Regions from separate parts of the Homo sapiens genome. Here region 1 is linked to region 2. Evidence: chromatin loops called from intact Hi-C (ENCODE). Cell type or tissue: OCI-LY7. All regions are shown on one strand. Region 1 holds the start of LOC100996701. Region 2 holds the start of LOC100128002 (a long non-coding RNA gene).

Region 1 (8,000 bases), 370 kb after region 2:
AAACGCTTCTTGAAGGAAGGAAGGAACGAACCCACGAGTATTGCAGGAGGATTAAATGAAAGATCAATTCATCCCACCTCACGGTAATAGGCACCCTGTTTCCTCCCAGCCCCGAGATTGGAGAGTTTGTTTTCATCCTCCTGTTGTCTGAACACAGCACAGAGCAATCCTGAGACACAAAGCAACGTGCCTTTCAAAATTTTTAATAAACATGGAATCTTGCTATGCTGGCCAGGCTGGTCTTGAACTGCTAGCCTCAAGCGATCCTCCCTCCTTGGCCTCTCAAAATGTTGGGATTATAGGCGTGAACCACTGTAACCAGCCTCAAGACAGGCTTTCTAAGACACAAGATTCCGCGTGTCAACTGTATCCACGGAAACCATTCCTTAGTTTATTGTCACCGCCATTCCTAACTCTGATGTGAAAATCCCTGCGTTCATCAACATAACCCAGTTAGGGTCGCACTCATCACGGGGCCCCCATTGCCTCTGGCGCACCCCACGACTGACATCTGCGGGGCCTTCGCGCTAGGCTTCGAGTTTCAGCTTCCGCACCAGGCCTGCCTTTCTGCAGGGGCCAGGGTGGGGGTCGTGTGCTGATTGGGCCCTCTGAACCGCCACCGCTGCAGAGGGGCTGTTCCTTCCGTCACATCCCTTGTGCCCGAATCCACCCTGTGTCTTCTCTTTTCTCAGCAGGACATTTTAAAAGCCCAGACCCCCTCCTTACAGAGCAAATGTCCAGGCTTCGGAGGTCACTGTCACATCCCAAGAACCCCCTTCACCAGGTGCCACTCTTGAGACTGGACTGAAGCCCCCTGGAGAGGTGAGCTTGGTGGGCTCTGTAGGTTTAGGGAACTTTGAGGTTCACTGCCCTTAGGAGGGAAGCCCTCTCCGGTTCTCCGCAGTCCCCACCGTTCCCTATCGTCACCCCTGGGCACCTGCACTCCCACGGTTCTGCCTGGGCCTTGGGGGCATTTGAGCCCTGGGCCCATCCTGAGTTGGTTTGGAGGCTGGGCTGTGTGGAGCTGTGGAAGGCCCTGGGCATGCGGCCAGCTCACTGCTGGGAGCCTGGTTTTCTCACTGTCCAGCTGTGTGGCTCGGGGGCCCCCGTCTCTATGTCTCAGTGATGACAACACTGGCCGTGTGGGTCCTGGTGGGCCTTGAGTGGGTTCCTCTGCTCAGACATGAGGTGCTTAGACCTCGCCCTAGCTCTGCCCTGTGACCTTGGCAGGTCACCCGGGGTCACTTTCCCATCGGAGTGGGGGTGGGGACTGGAACCAGCCACTCCCAGGTCCCTCCTCTGAGGTTGCTCTTGGCACTGGTCCTGGGGACAGGGCTGCAGGGGACTCTGGCCTCTCTCTCCCCTCTCAGTTCCACTTGCCTTTGTCCTGCTGCCTGAGATGAGGGCATGGACAGCCGGGTACAAGACGGGACAGGCAACCTCGCAGTGGTGGTAACCCTGTGCATGAACCCTGGGCCTGGCACGTGGACCTCCTGTGACCGTCCCCACAGGCCCGTGAGGCTGAGCTTGGCACTGCCCAAGACCACACAGTCCATGCGCAGTGGAGCTGGGGTCCAGGCTGCCCACCAGGGCAGTGACTGCAATGGTGGCAGCAGGGGACAGTCACCATGGTGAGCTCAAGCCAGGCGCTGCACTGACCTTGAGGGAGGGCTCCATGCTTCCCCTTCCCACAGCTGCAGTGAGGGCTAGGAGAGCAGGGTCGGCTGCAGGCTTGAGTCCTGGGGTGCCTCTGGGCTGACGGGCCCTGCCTGACCTGCTCCTCCAGTGCCCCAGCCCTGCCCCACCCACGTCCCCTCCTCTCACTGCCCCCTGGCCCACTCCGCTGCGGTCTCAGTGCCTTCCCAGGCTGGGCATCATCTGATGGGAGGAAAATGAGGGCCCCAGACTCTGTGTCATCCTGGCAGGACCCCTCCCCTCCCATGGCTTTGAGCCCATGAGATGGCCTTGGACAAAGCGGCAATGGGCCCTTCCTGAGACACAGTGCGGCCATCTACTGGGAAACTGCCCAGTGTGACTCTGATGACTGTGATGTGAATCCCACAGCAAAGTTGAGCAGTGCGCAACCTGGGCTACTGCACCTGGCAGCCCTGGCTCCTCCTCCTCTGCCTCTTCCTGCTCCTTCATTCTCCCCCAGAGCTCTAATTGTCACTGAGATTTTATGTTTCGTTTAACAAATGACTGTCTCCCCGCTTGAACAGAACCTCCATGGGGGGAGGGAAGAGTGTCTGTTGTATAAATAGTTGTATTTCAGTGCATAAAACAGTGCCTGCCTCAAAGGGAGGACTCAGTCAATATCTGTTGAATGAATGAATGATTGCCTGGGTCAACGAATGAATGGCTGAATGAATGATTTCTCCTTTCCCTCGGCACTGTCTGGAGTCCCCAGGACAGGCATGGGCAGCAGTCGCTGGTCTGTGGCCTGTCCCACTGGACTTGGGGTTCTCATGCTTGGTCTGGGCGGAGATCACCCACCAGGCTCCCAGGTCGATCCTCTGCTCATGGGAAGCTGCGTCCGGCCCAGCTGCCAGGAGCTCACTGCAGGGTGGAGGGAAGAGCAGGGACGATCTGCGAGCGCCTGAACACCACACAAGAGCCGAGGAGCCGCTGCTTAAAATGCAGGCGTTGAGAGGAGTTTCGCCTCCTTTTTTGACTTGAATATGAGATTTCCGAGCAGCCATGACGAGTTGGGTTGGTGGAAGTGGGGAGTCCGTTCCTCAGTCAGATGGAGGGGGTCCCCTTGGATCTCCTCTCGGGGCTTGAACCCTGATACTTCAAGGTCTCTTCCCACCTGCCCTTGGTGGATCTGGAAAGCTCCTGGGAACAGGGTGGGTCTTCCTTGTTTTAAAGGTTGTAAGTTGAGAGCACCTCACATAACTGCCTGGGGCGGCTCTGACGGGCCTCAGTCTGCTTGTGATGTCACACAGGAAGCCCCTGGGGACTGGGCCGCTCAAGTCCTCCTGGGTCAGACCAGATCACTGGGCCTGTGGGTTCCGCAGTGAGTCCAGCATCGTTTCCTGTGCAGTGACCCAGGCCGGGTCCCCGTGGGCTCTGACTAGGGGACAGTGGGACTCGGGGTTGGGGGGCCTGCTTGAGTCATGGCTTCACTGTCCACTGTGACTGGGGACCCCCAGGGGGATTTCTGGGGACGCATTCACCTACTGCACTGGGGTTTCTCTTTCAGAACCACAACACCCTGGAAGGCAAGAAATAGGGAGCTGCATCCGCATCCACAGGGTCCCACCAGCCCGGAACATCCCCGCTGGCCTGGAATCCCACCCCACACACCCCGCTGATCCTGGGCCCGTCCCTGTGACCAGGAGACGGAGTCCAGGGACTCCCCAGGCCTGGGCCACGCGACTGCCCTAAGAGCCTGGCATCAGGGAGCGGTGCTGTGTGTACCCCCAGGTCCACTGAGAGTAGGGAGGGGGCTTCCCCACGGGTAGGTGGGGATGGAGGGTGGTCCGAAGATCAGGAGACGGAGCCCCGCCCCGCTTCGCAGGTGAGCAACAAAAGCTCTGAACGGTCAACTGAACTACTTAGGGCGACTGGCGGGAATCCAACCAGGTCTGCCTGACTGTGTCTGCCTGTGTGTCTCTGCTGTCTCTCCATCTATCTGTCTGTCTGTCTGCCTGTCCATGTGTGTCTGTCTGTCATCTGTCTGCCTATCTGCCTGTCTGTGTGTCTGTCTGTCCATCTGTGTGTCTGCCTGTCCATCTATCCATCTGTTGTCCATCTCTCCATCTGTCTGTCTGCCTGTCTGTCTGCACAGCCCCTGACCTCACACTCAGGCTGCGTTTGCAGCAGCCGTTTCCCATCTAAGCATCCGTGTCCTCCTTGCTGAGTTGGAGGTAGGAAGTCACATTGAAATTCTGTGTGTGTGTGAAGGTAAATGAAATTATAGACACAGGAGGAGCAGACCGTCTGCTTCTTAGAGATAATGAAATGACTTCTGGCCATGAGCAAAGTGGACACTCTGTCTCCAGGGTCAGCAACCCACCTGCTGGGCCCCAGTCCCTTCTGTGTCCTGGGGTGTGAGGCTCCCAGGAGGCCATGCTTGGTAGAAAAGGGTCCTATGAGTGGGCCAGGGCAGCCAGGAAGCCAGAGCCACCCAGGGAGTGCCATGGGGGCCACTTAATCATGGAACTCGCCACAGAGGGGCTGGAGGAGCTGCAGAAGAAATGGTGGGGCGGTGACCCTGAGTTAGGCATCAGCAGGAAGCCACTGCCATCCGGGGCTGCAGGGGCCGGGAAGGGTGAGCACAGCCAGGGCCTGGGTGGCCAAGTCCAGGGCACCAGGCACAAGCATCCCTGTCCTCTCCCTGTGGAGCCACAATGGCTGTGCTTAGTTCCTCCAGCAAAGTGACGTGACGGCACAGTGAGACGTCGCCCACCAGGGAAGCCCACGGAGACTCAGCGCCCAGCGACTAGGGGGCTGGTCACGGGGGCACCTCTGCTTGGCGCGCACAGACATTCCAGGACCCCAGAAGGAAACGGGCTCAGGATACCACGTGGTTTCCACAGGAGTTTAGACACAGGAGCTCCTCGCTATTGAGGGAGGTTGTGTGTCTCCACAGGGAACTGCTGCAGCCAGATTCCAAGACACCAGCCAAGGGCACCCTCACCAGCAGGCCTTTCCCAGGACCACCGTCTCAGGCCCGCCAGGTCACTCTTTCTGGGCACTTTCTCAGGAGGTTGCTCCAGGGCAGGATGGAAGCACAGAGAGTCCGGGGTTGTCACATTATGCTGGCTGAGTGTTTAGACCTCTAGAGAGGAGAGCACAAAAGCGGAACAGGAAGCCCAGAACTCCCTCCCGGCAGAAACACCAACTCACAACAGCAAGGCCCAGAAGCCTTTCTGAGGCAGCTACAAAGTTCTGCGAATTGATACCAAGTGTAAGAAGGTGTAATCTGTGACACTGAGGACATAAAGCGGGGGGTTGTAGAAAGGATAGAGGTTTTGCATGCAGTTGGAGTTGTTACCAGCTTAAGGTCGATTGTTATGAGATGTTTTATGCAGTCCCCATAGTAACCACAAAGAAAATACCAACAGAAGAGCTGCTTCAAGATGAAGCTGAACATCTTCCCAGCCGCTAGCTGCCAAAAGCTCATTGAAGTGGACGATGAACGCAAACTTCGTAGTTTGTATGAGATGCCTGTGGCCACAGAAGTTGCTGCTGATGCTCTCGTGAAGCATGGAAGGGTTCTGTGGTCTGGATCAGTGGTGGGAAAGACAAACAAGCCTTCCCATGAAGCAGGGTGACCCGACCCATGGCCATGTCCACCTGCTACCGAGTAAGCGGCATTCCTGCCATAGACCAAGGAGAACTGGAGAAAGACAGTGAAAACCTGTTCGCCGTTGCATATTGTGGATGCCAATCTCAGCGTCCTCAACTTGGTTATTGTTAAAAAAAAAAAAAAAAAAAGTAGGAGAGAAGGATATTCCTGGACTGACTGATACTATGGCGCCTCGCTGCCTGGGGCCCAGAAGAGCTAGCAGAATCCGCAGACTTTTCTATGTCTCTAAAGAAGATGATGTCTGGAAATATGTTGAAAGCCCTTAAACAAAGAATGTAAGAAACTGAGGACCAAAGCACCCAAGACTCAGTGTCTTGTTACTCCACGTGTCCTGCAACACAAATGCTGGCATCTTGCTCTGAAGAAAACAGTGCACTACGAAAAATAAAGCAGAGGCTGCAGAGTAGGCTACACGCTGGCCATGAGAATGAAAGAGGCCAAAGAAAAACATCAGGAACAGACTGCCAGGAAATGCAGACCCTCCAGCGGTGAGCTTCTACTTCTAAGTCTGCATCCAGACAAAAGTAAGATTTTTTGAGTAGCAAATAAGATCAGACCCTTCCAAAAGAAAATACTTGTAGAAGATGCAGAAAAGAAAATGAGAAAGAAATCAAAGCAGCTCAATACAAAAAACAAAAAACAAAAACAAAGAAACACAAAGAAAGGCAGCAAGAGAGGAAAAGAGGAACAAATAATTATAAGACAAACACAAAACAACAAAATAGCAACAGTAAGTCCGTCCCATCAGTCATTAACTTAAACATAAATGGGTGAAACTCCCCAATCAAAAGACATGGAGTGACTGAATGGATAATAAGATGCAGCTATATGCTATCTACAAGACACTTTATATTTTTTTATTTGTACAAATTCATAGGGCACATGTGAAATGTTGTTATACATATATAATGCATAGTGATCAAGTCAGGGTATAGGGTGTTCACCACCCAAGTACAATATACTTTTGTTAACTATGTTCACCCTACTCTGCTATCAAATATTGAATTTATTTTTTCTATCTTACTGTTTTTTGTACCCTTCAACCAACTTTTCTTCATCCTTCCCCTATCCCCACTCACCCTTCCCAGTCTCTGTTTTCCGTCTTTCCACTCTCTACCTCCATATCACTTTAGATATAAGGACATACACAGGTTCAAAATGAGAGGATGGAAAAAGATACTCCATGCAAATGGTAAACAAAAGAGAGCAGAGGTGGCCACACTCATGTCAGACAAAATAGACAAGTCAAAAACTGTCACAGGAGACAAAAAGGACTTCATACAATGATGAAAAGATAAATTTACTGGGAAGATATAGCAATGATAAACACATATGGACCTATTGACAAAGCACACTAATATGTAAAACAAACTGACGGAACTGAAGGGAGAAACGCACAGAAATGCAGCAGGAGGTCTGAATACCCCATTTCCAATAATGGATAGATCAGCCAGACAGAAAAACAGGGTGAGAGAAGACTTGAGCAACAGCATAGATCAATTGGGCCTGACGGACACACACAGGACACTCTCCAGCAACAGCAGAACACACATTCTTCCTAAGCACACATGGAACATTCTCCAGGAAAGATCATATGTTAGGCCACAAAATAAATCATAATAAATTTAAGAAGACTGAAATGATGCTTAGTATCTTTTCCAACAACGGGATGAAACTAGAAGTTAACAGCAAAAGGAAAATTGGAAAATCCTACAAATATGTGGAAAATAAACCACATTCTTGAATAATCAATGGGTAAAAGAAGAAACACAAAGGAACTAGAAAATACCTTGAGGCAAATGAAAATAAAAACACAACATACCAAAGTTATACATTAGGTAAAAACATACAGTACTAAGCAAAAGCAGTACTAGAGGGATGCTTACCATGGTAAATGCCAACCTTAAAAAGAGAAAAAAAATACCTCGAATCGACAACCTAACTTTACACCTCACAGAACTAGACAAAAAGCAAATTGAATCCAAAGTTAACATAAAAAAGAAATAATAAAGATCAGTGCCAAAATAAAATAGAGAATAGAAAAACAATAGAAAAAAAAGACTAAGCTGTTTTTTGAAAAGATCAATAAAATCAAAAACATTTATTAGACTAAAAAAAGAAAAAATATTCAAATAACAAAAGTCAGGAATAAAAGAGGACATGTTACAACTGATGCTACAGAAATAAAAAGGATCATAAGAAACTAGCATGAACAATTATATGCCAACAAATTGGATAACCTGGAAAAAAAATAGATAAATTTCCAGAAACATCCAACCTACCAAGACAGAACCATGAAGAAATAAAAAATCTGAACCAACCTATAACTTGTAAGGAAATTGAATTAATAATCAAAAACATCCCAAAGAAGAAAAGCCCAGGACCAGATGACTTCATGGAGAATTCTACCAAACATTTAAAGAAGAACCAACAGCAATCCTTCTCAAACTCTTCCAAAAAATTGAAGAGGGAACACCTCCAAACTCATTCTATGAGGCCAGTATTACCCTTATACAAAAATCAAAGATACTACACAAAGAGAAAATTACAACACCAAATCTCTGATGAATATTCATGCAAAAATCCTAAATAAAATGCTAACAAACACAATTTAATAACAAATTAGAAGGATTACACATCAGCCAGGCACGGTGGCTCACACCTGTAATGCCAGCACTTTGGGAGG
Region 2 (8,000 bases):
GCAGCGTCAAATGGTCAGGGGCCCAGGGTGCCTGCGGAGGTCAGCCTCTGCCCAGTTCTCTGCAGGGAAACCTGTGGGGCCGTCCTGGGCCCCACGGAGCTCACAGTCGCCCTGGGGAGAGGGAGGAGGGGCCCAGGAGGTCTTCTCATCTGGGACAGTCCTGGAAGAGGCCCTTTAGGGACTCGCATGGTAAGTTTAGTCCAGAAATGGGGCACCCAGCAGCCAGGCTGAGCCAGGACCTGAGAAAAGAGACAGCTGTCCCCAGAAGTCCTGCCCTGCGGCTGCTCCATCCACCAGCCAAGTGGAGCATCCTGGACCCACTCACAAGGAGCTCTGCTCTTCATGACTTTAATGCAACCTGTCACCGTCATGGTGGGTGATCACTAATAGAGCATAGCAAGGCAGGGAGACTTCAGGGCAGGGAGTTTCTGCAGAAGACATTGGAACCAGGAATGTACACAGATACCGGGAATGTGAATTGTAGCTTCAAAGGGAAGGCACAGGCAGCCCAGCAACAGCAGCAGCCGATGGGAGCTCGCGGGGAGCCCACCTCTCCTCCAAGTGGTGAGAGACCCCAGAGGAGAGGCCTAGGGTCTCTGTCCCCCTGGAACAGAGAGAAAGATGCCTGCGTGGACGGGTCCCCAGAGGTGTGGACAGCAGGGTCCCCACGCTGACCACGGCAGGACAAGCTAGGGTTCAAGCTCCTCAAGGAAAGCTTTAAGCTCATCCTCAGGTTCTGAGCAGGTGCAAGCCAGTCCCAGGGACGCTTTGCTCCGTTCCCTGCTCTCCAGGGGAGGCGGGTGGGGAAGGGAGGAAGACAGAGGCCTCTCCCTCCTCCCTGCACAGCCTCAGACCTTCCTGCCAGAAGCAGCGCTGGACTGGCGTCCAATAACGGTGATGATAAAGCTAATAATTATTAGCATTATGAATTAATAGACAGGGAGGCAGTGAAGTGCAGGTGCTGGGGGGCTACAGCACAAAGTCCAGGAGAGTCCATCCCGGCCCCACCCCTGAGCCCGGGTGACCTTGGGCCAATCCCCCAAGGTCACCCCTTCTGTTGGCTTCCATCACCTCGAAATTGCACCTCCCAGGAGAGCACAAAATGAGAAAAAGCGCTTAAAACCCTGAGCACGGATGGCTCCTGCCTCAGGGCTGTGAGCTGCTGCCACCATTAGTCCTGAGAAAGCCAGTGGGGCAGGGGCTTCACCCAGCCTGGGATGCTTCATGTGGCCCATATGGTGTCCTGGGAAATTCTGAGTCTGTTGCCAATAGTTCAAAGTTGGGATGTTCCAGGTAAAACCTGGATTTCCACCTCATCCTGGAGAACCAGAAGTCCCGGCAGCCCTGGGCGCACCCGGCCACAGTTGGCTGCCAGAGTCAAGGCTGGGGGCTGCTCCCCAGTGACCCAGCTCCCACCAGCTGGACTGGCAGCCACATCCACCCAGCCCCATTGGTGCTGTGACCCTGATGTGACCTGGGCCTCTGCCGCCGAGGCCCTGAGCCCCCCTCCCCCAGCGAGAGGCCTACGGCCTCTGGAATAAGCTCAGTGGGGAGCGGCCTGCTGTGGGGACGCCTCTCACCACAGGTTCCCCCTGAGTTTTAAACAAAATGCACATGTGCACACACGCACACACTGAAACACACATCTGCACACACCTGCACACAGGTACACACCCACACGGATGTACACCACACACATGCCATGCACACACATAGACACACATGTGCACTCACACACATCCCACAGACATGTGTGCACACTTATGCACACATGCTTAAGTACACACCTGCACAGAACACATGTACACGCATATACATACTCATATCCACACACCCCATGTACCCGTGTGCACATGCATGCTCAAATACTCATAACACACATGTACACACATATGCACACATGCACACTCACATCCATACATCCCATATACCTCTGTGTACACACATTCTCAAATACACACTGGCACATGACACATGTACACACATATACACACAACCAAAAACACATCCATGCACACACATACACACATATGCACATGAAAACACGTCTGCACATTCATGCATACTAGATGCACACATCCACACACCCACGTGGATACACAGATACACGTGCACACTAACATCCACTCAGCTCCACACACCTGCACGTGCACACCTGCACACACACCTGCACACACACCTGCACACACACCTGCACACACACGCCCACATCACATCTATATGAACACCTGTACACACACATGCCGCATGCACACCTGCACACCCAGCCTGTCTCCCAGCCTTAGGACAATGACATTCTCCCTTCAGGGTTCCCAAATCCATGACTACACTCACTCAACCCCTCTGCAGGGCCGTGCAGACCCCGTATCTGCTGCCCGAAAGGGAGGCAGTGGGGGATGATGAGAAGCTCCCCTGACACCAGGGATCCAGTGTCTCTCAGGCCCAATTGATCTATGCTGTTGCTCAAGTCTTCTCTCACCCTGTTGTTCTTCTGTCTGGCTGATCTATCCATTATTGGAAATGGGGTATTGAAACCTCCTGCTGCATTTCTGTGCTTCTCCCTTCAGTTCTGTCAGTTTGTTTTACATATTAGTGTGCTTTGTTAATAGGTCCATATGTGTTTATAACTGCTATATCTTCCCAGTAAATTTACCTTTTCGTCATTGTGTAAAGTCCTTTTTGTCTCTTGTGACAGTTTTTGACTTGATGTCTATTTTGTCTGACATGAATGTGGCCATCTCTGCTCTGTTTTGTTTACCATTTGCATGGAGTATCTTTGTTCATTCTCTCATTTTGAACCTGTGTATGTCCTTATATCTAAAGTCATATGGAGGTAGAGAGTGGAAAGATGGATAACAGAGACTGGGAAGGGTGAGTGGGGATGGGGGAGGATGAAGAAAAGTTGGTGGAAGGGTACAAAAAACAGTAAGATAGAAAAATAAATTCAATGTTTGATAGCAGAATAGGGTGAACATAGTTAACAAAAGTATATTGTACTTGGGTGATGGACACCCTATACCCTGACTTGATCACTATGCATTATATATGTGTAACAACATTTCACATGTGCCCCATGAATTTGTACAAATAAAATAATATAAAGTGTCTTGTAGATAGCATATAGCTGCATCTTATTATGCATTCAGCCACTCTATGTCTTTTGACTGGGGAGTTTCACCCATTTATATTTAAATTAATGACTGATGGGGAGGGACTTACTATTGCTATTTTATTGTTTTCTCTTTGTCTTATAATTATTTGTTCCTCTTTTCCTCTCTTGCTGCCTTTCTTTGTGTTTCTTTGTTGTTGTTTTTTTGTACTGAGCTGCTTTGATTTCTTTCTCATTTTCTTTGGTGTATCTTCTATAGGTATTTTCTTTTGGAAGGGTCTGATCTTATTTGTTACTCAAAAAATCTTGTTTTTGTCTGGATGCAGACTTAGAAGTAGGAGCTCACCGCTGGAGAGTCTGCATTTCCTGGCAGTCTGTTCCTGATGTTTTTTTTTTTTTTTTGGCCTCTTTCATTCTCGTGGCCAGTGTGTAGCATATTCTGCAGCCTCTGCCTTATTTTTTGTAGTACACTGTTTTCTTCAGAGCAAGATGCCAGCATTTGTGCTGCAGGGCACATGGAGTAACAAGACACTGACCGGGCGTGGTGGCTCACGCCTGTAATGCCAGCACTTTGGGAGGCCAAGGCAGGGGGATCACAAGGTCAGGAGTTTGAGACCAGCCTGACCAACATGGTAAAACCCCATCTCTACTAAATATACAAAAATTAGCCAGGTGGTGGCGGGCGCCTATAGTCCCAGCTACTCAGGAGGCTGAGGCAGGAGAATCACTTGAACCCAGGAGGCAGAGGTTGCAGTGAGCCGAGATCGCACCACTGCACTCCAGCCTGGGCGACAGAGTGAGACTCTGTATAGAAAAAAAAAATGAAAACAAGACACTGAGTCGTAGGTGCTTTGGTCCTCGGTTTCTTACATTCTTCGTTTAAGGGTTTTCAACATTTAACATTTGAAACATTTCAACATTTCAACATTTAGACGTCTTCTTCTTCGTCTAAAGAAGACGTCGTCTTCTTTAGAGACATTGAAAAGTCTACGGATTCTGCTAGCTCTTCTGGGCCCCAGGCAGCGAGGCACCATAGTATCAGTCAGTCCAGGAATGTCCTTCTCTCCTATTTTTTTTTTTTAACAATAACCAAGTTGAGAATGCTGAGATTGGCATCCACAATGCAACGGCGAACAGGTTTTCACTGTCTTTCTCCAGTTCTCCTTGGTCTATGGCAGGAATGCCGCTTACTCGGTAGCAGGTGGACATGGCCGTGGGTCGGGTCACCCTGCTTCATGGGAAGGCTTGTTTGTCGTTCCCACCACTGATCCAGACCACAGAACCCTTCCATGCTTCACGAGAGCATCAGCAGCAACTTCTGTGGCCACAGGCATCTCATACAAACTACGAAGTTTGTGTTCATCGTCCACTGCAATGAGCTTCTGGCAGCCAGCGGCTGGGAAGATGTTCAGCTTCATCTTGAAGCGGCTCTTCTGTTGGTATTTTCTTTGTGGTTACTATGGGGACTGCATAAAACATCTCATAACAATCGACCTTAAGCTGATAACAACTCCAACTGCATGCAAAACCTCTATCCTTTCTACAACCCCCTGCTTTATGTCCTCAGTGTCACAGATTACACCTTCTTACACTTGGTATCAATTCGCAGAGCTTTGTAGCTGCCTCAGAAAGGCTTCTGGGCCTTGCTGTTGTGAGTTGGTGTTTCTGTCGGGAGGCAGTTCTGGGCTTCCTGTTCCGCCTTTGTGCTCTCCTCTCTGGAGGTCTAAACACTCAGCCAGGATCATGTGACAACCCCGGACTCTCTGTGCTTCCATCCTGCACTGGAGCAACCTCCTGAGAAAGTGCCCAGAAAGAGTGACCTGGCGGGTCTGAGACGATGGCCCTGGGAAAGGCCTGCTGGTGAGGGTGCCCTTGGCTGGTGTCTTGGAATCTGGCTGCAGCAGTTCCCTGCGCAGACACACAACCTCCCTCAATAGCGAGGAGCTCCTGTGTCTAAACTCCTGTGGAAACCACGTGGTATCCTGAGCCCGTTTCCTTCTGGGGGCCTGGAATGTCTGTGCGCGCCAAGCAGAGGTGCCCCCGTGACCAGCCCCCTAGTCGCTGGGCGCTGAGTCTCTGTGGGCTTCCCTGGTGGGCGACGTCTCACTGTGCCGTCACGTCACGTTGCTGAAGGAACTAAGCACAGCCATTGTGGCTCCACAGGGAGAGGACAGGGATGCTTGTGCCTGGTGCCTTGGACTTGGCCGCCCAGCCCCTGGCTGTGCTCACCCCTCCCCAGCCCCTGCAGCCCTGGATGGCAGTGGCTTCCTGCTGATGCCTAACTCGGGGTCACTGCCCCACCATTTCTTCTGCAGCTCCTCCAGCCCCTCTGTGGCGAGTTCCATGATTAAGTGGCCCCCATGGCACTCCCTGGGTGGCTCTGGCTTCCTGGCTGCCCTGGCCCACTCATAGGACCCTTTTCTACCAAGCATGGCCTCCTGGGAGCCTCACACCCCAGGACACAGAAGGGACTGGGGCCCAGCAGGTGGGTTGCTGACCCCGGAGACAGAGTGTCCACTTTGCTCATGGCCAGAAGTCATTTCATTATCTCTAAGAAGCAGACAGTCTGCTCCTCCTGTGTCTATAATTTTATTTACCTTCACAGACACACAGAATGTCAATGTGACTTCCTACCTCCAACTCAGCAAGGAGGACACGGATGCTTAGATGGGAAACGGCTGCTGCAAACGCAGCCTGAGTGTGAGGTCAGGGGCTGTGCAGACAGACAGGCAGACAGACAGATGGAGAGATGGACAACAGATGGATAGATGGACAGGCAGACACACAGATGGATGGACGGACAGACACACAGACAGGCAGATAGGCGTACAGATGACAGACAGACACACATGGACAGGCAGACAGACAGACAGATAGATGGAGAGATGGACAACAGACGGATAGATGGACAGGCAGACACACAGATGGACGGACAGATACACAGACAGGCAGATAGGTGGACAGATGAGAGACAGACACACATGGACAGGCAGACAGACAGACAGATAGATGGAGAGACAGCAGAGACACACAAGCAGACACACAGTCAGGCAGACCTGGTTGGATTCCCGCCAGTCGCCCTAAGTAGTTCAGTTGACTGTTCAGAGCTTTTGTTGCTCACCTGCGAAGAGGGGCGGGGCTCCGTCTCCTGATCTTCGGACCACCCTCCATCCCCACCTACCCGTGGGGAAGCCCCCTCCCTACTCTCAGTGGACCTGGGGGTGCACACAGCACTGCTCCCTGATGCCAGGCTCTTAGGGCAGTCGCGTGGCCCAGGCCTGGGGAGTCCCTGGACTCCGTCTCCTGGTCACAGGGACGGGCCCAGGATCAGCGGGGTGTGTGGGGTGGGATTCTAGACCAGCGGGGATGTTCCAGGCTGGTGGGACCCTGTGGATGCAGATGCAGCTCCCCATTTCTTGCCTTCCAGGGTGTTGTGGTTCTGAAAGAGAAACCCCAGTGCAGTAGGTGAATGCGTCCCCAGAAATCCCCCTGGGGGTCCCCAGTCACAGTGGACAGTGAAGCCATGACTCAAGCAGGCCCCCCAACCCCGAGTCCCACTGTCCCCTAGTCAGAGCCCATGGGGACCCGGCCTGGGTCACTGCACAGGAAACGATGCTGGACTCACTGCGGAACCCACAGGCCCAGTGATCTGGTCTGACCCAGGAGGACTTGAGCGGCCCAGTCCCCAGGGGCTTCCTGTGTGACATCACAAGCAGACTGAGGCCCGTCAGAGCCGCCCCAGGCAGTTATGTGAGGTGCTCTCAACTTACAACCTTTAAAACAAGGAAGACCCACCCTGTTCCCAGGAGCTTTCCAGATCCACCAAGGGCAGGTGGGAAGAGACCTTGAAGTATCAGGGTTCGAGCCCCGAGAGGAGATCCAAGGGGACCCCCTCCTCCATCTGACTGAGGAACGGACTCCCCACTTCCACCAACCCAACTCGTCATGGCTGCTCGGAAATCTCATATTCAACTCAAAAAAGGAGGCGAAACTCCTCTCAACGCCTGCATTTTAAGCAGCGGCTCCTCGGCTCTTGTGCGCTGTTCAGGCGCTCGCAGATCGTCCCTGCTCTTCCCTCCACCCTGCAGTGAGCTCCTGGCAGCTGGGCCGGACGCAGCTTCCCATGAGCAGAGGATCGACCTGGGAGCCTGGTGGGTGATCTCCGCCCAGACCAAGCATGAGAACCCCAAGTCCAGTGGGACAGGCCACAGACCAGCGACTGCTGCCCATGCCTGTCCTGGGGACTCCAGACAGTGCCGAGGGAAAGGAGAAATCATTCATTCAGCCATTCATTCGTTGACCCAGGCAATTATTCATTCATTCATTCAACAGATATTGACTGAGTCCTCCCTTTGAGGCAGGCACTGTTTTATGCACTGAAATACAACTATTTATACAACAGACACTCTTCCCTCCCCCCATGGAGGTTCTGTTCAAGCGGGGAGACAGTCATTTGTTAAATGAAACATAAAATCTCAGTGACAATTAGAGCTCTGGGGGAGAATGAAGGAGCAGGAAGAGGCAGACGAGGAGGAGCCGGGGCTGCCAGGTGCAGTAGCCCAGGTTGCGCACTGCTCAACTTTGCTGTAGGATTCACATCACAGTCATCAGAGTCACACTGGGCAGTTTTCCAGTAGATGGCCGCACTGTGTCTCAGGAAGGGCCCATTGCCGCTTTGTCCAAGGCCATCTCATGGGCTCAAAGCCATGGGAGGGGAGGGGTCCTGCCAGGATGACACAGAGTCTGGGGCCCTCATTTTCCTCCCATCAGATGATGCCCAGCCTGGGAAGGCACTGAGACCGCAGCGGAGTGGGCCAGGGGGCAGTGAGAGGAGGGGACGTGGGTGGGGCAGGGCTGGGGCACTGGAGGAGCAGGTCAGGCAGGGCCCGTC

Evidence for each region. Hi-C counts contacts between places; a loop is a spot of excess contacts. Peaks named below come from ENCODE experiments on the same cell type or tissue, not always from the same donor. Only the 100,000 strongest peaks of a DNase experiment are listed, where the experiment ranks them.
Region 1: a loop joins it to region 2, with 11 times the contacts of the local background. A loop is called at or near these places in 40 of 110 quality-filtered maps.

The regions. Positions count from the first base shown.
Region 1 is chr12:131,662,408-131,670,407 of GRCh38, forward strand. It overlaps LOC100996701, which reads right to left and starts at 2,141. Exons shown (of 1, transcript XM_011539090.2): 1 at 1,367-2,141. The coding sequence starts at 2,011. The coding sequence ends at 1,367. It also overlaps the pseudogene RPS6P21. In OCI-LY7, no CTCF peak of the experiment used is centred here; a DNase peak (open chromatin) is centred at 4,804.
Region 2 is chr12:131,288,650-131,296,649 of GRCh38, forward strand. LINC02415 (long intergenic non-protein coding RNA 2415) reads right to left here. Exons shown (of 2, transcript NR_135045.1): 2 at 7,464-8,000. LOC100128002 (a long non-coding RNA gene) reads left to right here and starts at 6,742. Exons shown (of 1, transcript XR_158870.6): 1 at 6,742-8,000. It also overlaps the pseudogene RPS6P20. In OCI-LY7, no CTCF peak of the experiment used is centred here; no DNase peak of the experiment used is centred here.